Linked DNA regions of Mus musculus: region 2 is linked to region 1. The links are chromatin loops, found by intact Hi-C in ENCODE. Cell type or tissue: heart. All regions are shown on one strand. Region 1 overlaps Ldb2 (LIM domain binding 2). Region 2 overlaps D5Ertd615e (DNA segment, Chr 5, ERATO Doi 615, expressed).

The links. A loop is a pair of places that touch in the nucleus more often than their neighbours do. Peaks named below come from ENCODE experiments on the same cell type or tissue, not always from the same donor. Only the 100,000 strongest peaks of a DNase experiment are listed, where the experiment ranks them.
Region 2: it touches region 1 in a loop (3-fold over the local background); 3 of 42 quality-filtered maps call a loop at or near these places.

The regions. Positions count from the first base shown.
Region 1 is chr5:44,493,554-44,497,553 of GRCm38, forward strand. The region is part of intron 5 of Ldb2 (LIM domain binding 2); the gene reads right to left. Among named protein-coding and RNA genes, the nearest start is that of Gm40297, 65 kb to the left of the region's middle. In heart, no CTCF peak of the experiment used is centred here; DNase peaks (open chromatin) are centred at 698 and 1,748.
Region 2 is chr5:45,290,225-45,294,224 of GRCm38, forward strand. The region is part of intron 4 of D5Ertd615e (DNA segment, Chr 5, ERATO Doi 615, expressed); the gene reads right to left. Among named protein-coding and RNA genes, the nearest start is that of Gm46912, 130 kb to the left of the region's middle. In heart, no CTCF peak of the experiment used is centred here; a DNase peak (open chromatin) is centred at 2,307.

The sequences.
Region 1 (4,000 bases):
GTTTTCTTCTGGGGTTATCTGCATGATAAAGCCTCGCTTTGAAGGTCCAGGTATCCTTTAAATGACTGTTCCCATTTCTCCCCAGCAAGATGCTCTTAAAGCTTGACTTTACTCAATTTTGTTCGTGTGTGCTAGCAGAAGGACTTCCGAAACTGCCAGCTACTATTTTGGTGTATGTATGGTTGGGCGGGCTGGATTTGCCTTTCCCTTAAACAATGGGTGGGCTCTGGGAGCTCGGCCTTACTGTCTGTTCTTAAGATCAAAGCAATCAGGCTCCGAGAGATGAAGGTGATTCTCCATTCATACATGATCTTATTCTATCTACATCCATACATTCTCTCAGGCTATCTTCATGACAATGGCTATAGATCTGGATCTGTGCCCCTGCCCCAGCCCCCCCCCCCCACCCCGTTTCTCTGTTTTGTTTTTAGAGGTGTTAAGTACTTTGTCCCCAGAGTACTAACTAACCAGTCATGGAATCAGTGTGTGTTCAGCTCCTTTGGTCAACAGGCAGAAAAGCGCTCAGCAAACAGCAGGTGCTCACTAACAACCCATGGAACAAATGGGTTATCCTAAAGTTCCCGTTCTCTTTCCACTCCCCTCTGCTGCCGGCAAGTGGTTATCTCTTTCAAGCTGACTGAGAAGCAGGTGGCCAAGCCCTTTCTTCTTAGGGCAGCTTTGGGCCATTCTGGTTTCTGTTACCTCCCTGTAACCCCCCAGCTCACAACTGTATCTTTCGGAAACAGCTTAGGAAACAGCAATTTCCCAGCCCCTCGTTGCTGTCGATATGAAGCTGGAGAGTGATATTTCCTTTCCCTTAATTCCTCTGAAAGGCAAACAATGTTTTCCTCGGGAGTTCTGCGTCAGCTCCTGACTTTTGGTAAGCCAGCTGCACGCACCAGTCACATCTTCCCATACAGTGTGAGATCATATCGCCCTTGCTGGTCTTCATTGTGATTATGAAACACATCCCTTGTCACTCTTCACCTGTGTCCTTGGCAGCCTCCTCTGCTTCCCAAACACCATTTGTCTCCTTCAAGTTCTTCGGGGTCCCAAATCAATCATAGGTTTAGAGGATCGTCACCCACAGTTGAGGGCTGGCGGAGCTGAGCAGAGGAACAGACACTTTCAAATCAGGGGTGCGGTTTAGGAGCGCCCACAATCAAAACGAGTTTTGTCTAAAAACACTCAGGAGAGGACGTGGCAAGGTATCAGATGAGGAAGCACCCATATCCGTAGATTTTCACGGAGACTTTGTCGTTCAAACTAATGAGCAAATGGAGAATAAGACCTGTGATGAATGCAACTGAGTTCCATTTGGAATTAAAGCCTCTAATAAAAGCCTTTTTCTGTGGTTTCAATCTCCCTCACCACCATCGTCTTGAGCATTAAAAATAGATTTTTTTTTTAGACTGAGAGTTTTTTTGTTTTTTTTTTTTTTTCCTTAGTGGAGGGGTGGGGCAGGAATGGGCATTTTTCTTTACCTTTCTCTTTCCTTCCATTTTTTTTTCTCTTACTTTAAAATTGTGATAGGAATTAAGGTTTTGAAGGCACATAACAGATGATGGGTTTAGGGCTTCACCGTGTTCTCTCTAGGGACATACATACACTCGAGTGCCTCTTTACTGGGGCTCAATCACAAATGCAGTGTTTTCCACAGGATGCCATTTTTAGACTGAATTATAGGAAGTCTGCAGCACTAATAAATGGACAAGAAGCACTGAGTCACAGAATATGGTCCCGTGCCAAGGTGAAGGCCAGCTTGGCCTTTAGCCAGTGGACTGTAGATTGATGTTACAACAGCGAAAGTAAAACCAGTTGCTTACAAAGGAATGATCAATCAGCTGACAAAGGTCCAGGCATTTAGCCCCCACTCTTAAGTTCCACCTCTATTAATAGTAGCATATTTTGAACTTTATTGGTAGTCTTGGAGTCTCCTACTCTGAGGTGGGTTCATTGTGAGATTCTTAAAATCAGATGTAATTTGGGGAGGTGAACATTGGACAAATGTTGATCTTCCTGTCTCTCTAATGAGCGATGTCTATTTATTTGTCTCCATGACACAGTATACAGAGCAATAGTCACGAGGCTTCTTCAAACCCAGAGCTGTGGGTGTCTTCTTCAGATATGGTACTAACTTCCAGTAGCCCTGGATCCTGGGGCTGTGCAGTCGGCTTTCTCAGGTCCTCTCTGATTTGAGGAACTGTCATTCTTCTCCAGGACAAACTGATCTCCCTGTGTCATTTTGACCTGACTTAGATGGGAGCTACTTCCTAGGAGTTAGGAAGTTGAAAGCCAGTCAGTAGACTCTTGTTCCCACTATGGATGAACTCACAAGCTCAAGCAGCTGGGAGGATGGGGGAAGAAAAGGAACTTTGTGATGAAATTAGGGTGGCCATCATCATCCAATATCCTCAGAACAGTCCTTGACTGTAACTCACAGATCTGAAGATGGCCCTGAGATGCCTTCAAAAGGTCTTAGGCAGTCAATAGAGCACAATCAATATATTTGGAGTAAAACATGTTTTTAAAAATACCTTAGGAAACATTTCTTCTTATAATATTTTGTTAGTTTATTCTTGGATCTATTGGCTAGTGTCACAGAGTTCTAGATTTTGGAGAATTTCTAAACCATTGCTAATAAGCAGCACATTTTATATGTAGATTATGCCTGCAGCAGGCCAGGAAAGAGCCTGGGTTTTTGAGTCAGACCTAGATTTAAAGCTCACCTTGGGCCTACAGTGATGTGCCTCTCCTCAGGTTCAGTGTTGTCGGACTGAGTTAAAGCAGATGAGTTTGAAGAGCACACACACAGAGCATGATCAGTGTTCAAGGAAAGGAAGTGAATGTGTTCTATGGCTTGGCCATTGCACACAGTATACATACGTCAGGTTATCACAGCACATCACAGATGTATATCATCAACTTGCTTCAGTTTCTTACGTTAATAAAAACAAAATGTTATGATTAAAAAATGTTCGTGACACAAATAAAACTTCCGGCACAGTCCTCAGTTTGACTCTGAGCATCAGTTTAGTCTCTAGTCCATAAGCCTGAAACTTATAGGAGAGCAAGACAGACAGAGAAGGCCAGCTCTCTCATCACCTCTGGATCAGTAAGGCCAGACACCCTGTTGGTAGGTGGTCACTTAGGACGAGAACACACAGGCTTAATAACATTCCATTCAGGATTACAAGGAAGCTGCAATTCTTTTCAACTTGAAATTTTAATTAAATGTACTCAAAGGGAATGCAGATGAGGCCACCAAACAGGGTCATCCAATGGTTACTGGAGGCTCAAGCCAGCTGCAGAGCAAACCCCACTGAAGGGTAAAGCTTCTACGTATTGATAGTTCCAGCATTAATAATATTTCAAACCAGATTCATAATCATGTAATTATCAACACAATTCATATCACACAGCATGTGAGGGCTCTGAATTATTAATCACTCCAGTTCACTCTCCACACAGAGCACCAAGCGACAATTTCAACTCTCCAGCAAAATGAGTATAAACTCAGGGGTGGGAACATAGTGGAGAAGCAAGCCGAACACTCACTTAGTATCTGCCTGGGGACCATTAAATAACAATGAGTGCCCTGTCTACAGCACCTGTGGGGATGGCAGTTTTAAAGTCCAAGCTTGAGTGGACTTGGCTTGGCTCCCAAAGCCTGTGCAGGGCAAACTATGATTAATGTTCTTGAGGTGCTTTCTCAATCTCAGTCTCCATATGCACCCCAAGGGGCAGGGCGATGCTTTCATGTCAATGGGCAAGACACAGTAAGGATGGTCTTATAGTCCGTCTTACTCCAGTGTGGCATGCCTCCACAATTGGTATCATGTACCCACCTTAGGACGTCAGAGTGTCTTCACAGGACTCTTTTAGCGTTGGCCTAAGGGAGGAGCGTGTTTTTACTGATGGCTTTTCTAGAGTTGTATGGTAGTCTTGGGTGATGAGAACAAGGTAGAGAGACATGTATGTACAACTTTATGTTCTGCAA
Region 2 (4,000 bases), 800 kb after region 1:
AATTTCTGTCCTAAGTACAAATGTGCAGCGCACAGCAGAAAGTACCAGGAATGTGATTCCCACTTCTAGATTACTTGGTCATTGCCAAGGCCCCCCAGGGGTTTCCAGTGCACCTAAAACAATGCCTCAGTTTCTGTCTTTTACCAGGCTGACCTTTTCACAACCTGGCCCCCTTCCTCTCCAGTGGCTCCAGCTATTTCTCTCCCAATCTCAAGTCCTACTTTCCCACCTACTCCTGACCTACACTGGCTTCTTCTTCCTCTCTCTTTGCCTTCACCTCTAGGATCTTGGTTGTTCTTCTCCTGCCTACTCTCCTTCCAGAAACACATTCAGATCCAACCCAGCCCTACTCTACAATGATACTAGCGCCTCCCTTAGTCACTGACACACACCTCATGCTTGGCCAGGCCACACTGCTGTAGAAGGGCATGCCCGCACTCTATCCCTAGATTAATGGCATCTGTGGCACATTCTTCTTTATCCTTTTTCATCCCAGCAGAATTAGTTGCATGAGTTGGGGAAATCATATTTTGTTCTTGGTTTTGGTGGTAGTATAGCACAGGTTCAAGCAGAAGATAGAAAGGATATGTCTAAATCCTAACTCTGGTAACAAGGACCTGAATGTAAGGTGATTTAGAACTGGACTCTTTGTCGCTTTAACTAAGCTGAAGATTTCTGGATGAGGTCATTTTGGATCTAGAGTAGACCCTAAATTCAATGACTATTATATTTATAAGAGAAAAGAGAAGGAGATTTGAGACAAAGAGACACCCAGGGGTCAGGGGGAGAAAAATCATGGGAAGAGAGAGGCAGAAGTTGGAGTGAGTGATGTGTCTGTGGGGATTCCTGGAGCCTTCTGTTGTTGAGGAGCATAGGAAAATTTCTACCTCAGTCTCCAGGAAAAAAAATAGAACCTGCTGGCCCCTGGAAGTCATACTTTCTCTAGACTTGCTGGAGAATGCATTTCTGCTATTTAAAAGCATCGCACTTGTGACAATTAGGTACAGAAGCTACCCAAGCAAAGGTAGGGAAAGGTTTCTGAGAAAGAAAACATGAACACATACATACTTGGGCAAAATTACTCACTGTGTAACATGATTTCATTTTGGAAATCTCCATAAACATCTAAACCGCTTCATCCCAATTTAAGAAGCCCTGCCTGGCACCTACCCCTATCAGGGGGAATTGTCTGCCGTGGGAAAGCAGCATACTGTGGGACAGTAGCAAGGTCAACTGGGGTGTCCCTCAAGCTTTCCCTTCCCCCACAGTAGTGGAGTCATCTCTTTCAGTGACCTGAAACAACTCTTGCGTCACCACAAGCCTGTAGCCTCCTGGCTTCTCCTTTCTGCTACCTAGACCCACAGATGAATTCTCAAAAGTGGTCCACAATCCCAATTCTGATTCTGCCCCCACCCCCACCCCCACACCCCCCCACACACACACACTTAGGTCTGTCTTCCTAACACAGCTAGGTTTATAAGACACAGAATCTGAGGGCATGTAACTGCTTCAAACACATAATAGATATATCAAAATGAAGGCAATCGCTAATTTGCAGCTTCAGTGGTTGAAGGAGAAAGGTATGTCTATAACTTTCTAAATTATGTCATGTTTAAAATCAGATATTATTCCTCACATTATTGTCTTGTTTACTTCTTCAACATAAACTGAAGAGTCACCTCAATGAAAATTAAGGCATACTGCTTTTCACAAATGATACCAGTTTGATACATGACTTTTAAAGTTAATAGCTAATCCTACCAGCATCTGTTGGCTAAGGAAGTAGAAAATGTACCTTCTCTAATTCAGCCAACACCCACAGCCAACACCCACACCCACCCCCCCACCCCACCCCACCCCACCTCACCCCACCCCACCCCACCCCACCTCACCCCACCCCACCCCACCTCACCCCACCTCACCCCACCCCACCCCACCCCACCCCACCTCACCCCACCCCACACCACACCACCCCCCACACACACAGTTCTTCCCACAAAAATACATTAGATTTTGGAAATGCATTGAAGACAAATGAAGAGATACTATGATCCTGGGATACTGCAGGAGTTTCTCATGAGTAGGAGTGTGTCAGCGTGAAAATAAGGAATGTGTCAAAAAAGCAATATTAGCCCTCTTGTCCACACTAGAGAAAAAGGCTCAGTTGAGAACTCCAGGGATTATTGCTGTAGTTTTGGCAGAAGTCAGTACTTTGCTAGAAGGTCAAAGGGCCTGAAGCAGATGGTGGGCCTCCTCTGACTCACAACTGCAATGTCCTTCCTACTCATTCTTGGCCAAGGTCTTATCTTCTCTGCTGCTGCTGCCAAAGCTTCCTGCCCAGCCCTTTGCCTCCTGCCACACCCCTCTGGATGTGGAAGCCATAATTCATGCAGTCAATGATGTCACTCCCAGGTTTAAATTTTTCTCTCACTATTTGATTGCCTTGGGGATAAAAATCTGATCTCCCTACCCTAATCATGCTCACTACACTAGCTTCTGCCTCCCTACGGTAGCTATGTGTGCCTGATCTCAAACCATATCATTGCAATTAAATGTCTAGCTCATTTCATAAACGGAGAGGGTTCGCCTGTAGCTTGCTATTCATATAGCCTCCTAGTTCTTATACTTTTGGACATCTAAGGCACTTTCCTTCAAATTTTGTTTTAATTTAACATATGTGCTTTATTTTGGAGTATTTTTCAATTGATATTTTAAAATCCTGGGAAGATTAAACAATAGTAAATTCTTCAAAAGAATGCAACCTGTGCACAAACTTGCACACGCGCACACACACACACACGTTCAGAGGTGTGTTAACGGGGTGCTGATGACAGAGCAATTTCCCAGTAGATCTATGCCAAAACATTAGTCTAAGACATTGAGATTCTACCAAATGAGCAATATTCTCTCCAAATGTCAGTCAAAAGAAAATATGTGGCTGTGAAAAGAGAAAAACAATGTAGGACATTTTCGAAATAAACCTCAAAGGAAGTAGGTTCAACTTGAGTAGAACCATCCTAAGGGAGCAGGTCTGTGGGCATGGGGGCGGGGCTTGAGGGCTCTACAGTCTGGGGTGGGGGCGGGGCTTGAGGGCTCTACAGTCCGGGTGGGGGCAGGGCTTGAGGGCTCTACAGTCTGGCAATGTTCTCCTATATTGAATGCCAAGAGAAGCCACTCAGGCCTCAGTTTAATTACAGTTTTGATCTCCCTGCCCCCATGCTGATCTGGTGCCTCTTTCTTGTACGAGAGTGGAGTGCTGTCTACACTCTTTGTGCCTGCAGTCACAGCACTGATTAGCAGTTAACTTCTCAGCAGCAAATTAAAAACTAGAGGGGCTTGGGCTGGATCTATGCATAGAAGAAGGTGCCCAAAACACTGAACCAGAGGGAATCAGTAAAGAAATAAGGAAATATATGAAAATATGCTACCTATTCTTTCAGAGTTCTATCCTGTTATTCTATGGGGCAATTGAAAGAACTGAGCTGCATGTATGTAGGCACACACACATACACATGGGGGACTAATGAAAGAAGAGAAAAATATTTAAACAGAGATAAACGTATATATAATAAAATATATTAATGAAAAACACAAAGATAACTGGGAACAACCCAGTAGAATAGGACACAGGAGGGGGCAATGGGAGAGAAGGACAAAGTATAATTACATATATGGAGAGAGAGACAGAGACAAAGAGAGACTTATTTTAAATCCATGTTTGTACGTGTTTGCTCTCAAAATTAATAATTTTACAAAATGGACTGAGCTTACAAAAACCCATACTTATCTTGAGAAACCAAAAATCTATAATAAGAGGAATGGACTGTAACGTGAGTTTGTATGGAAATATCTCAGCAAAGAGACCAAGGAGCATGAGCACTCTGCATGGCAGGTCATTGTCACACCAGCAGTGCACCTGCTATGAGTCCCTGAAGGCAACAGCTATGGGGCTACTTTCTGACCACATAGCCTACATCACACTTGCACACTTAGGAAGACT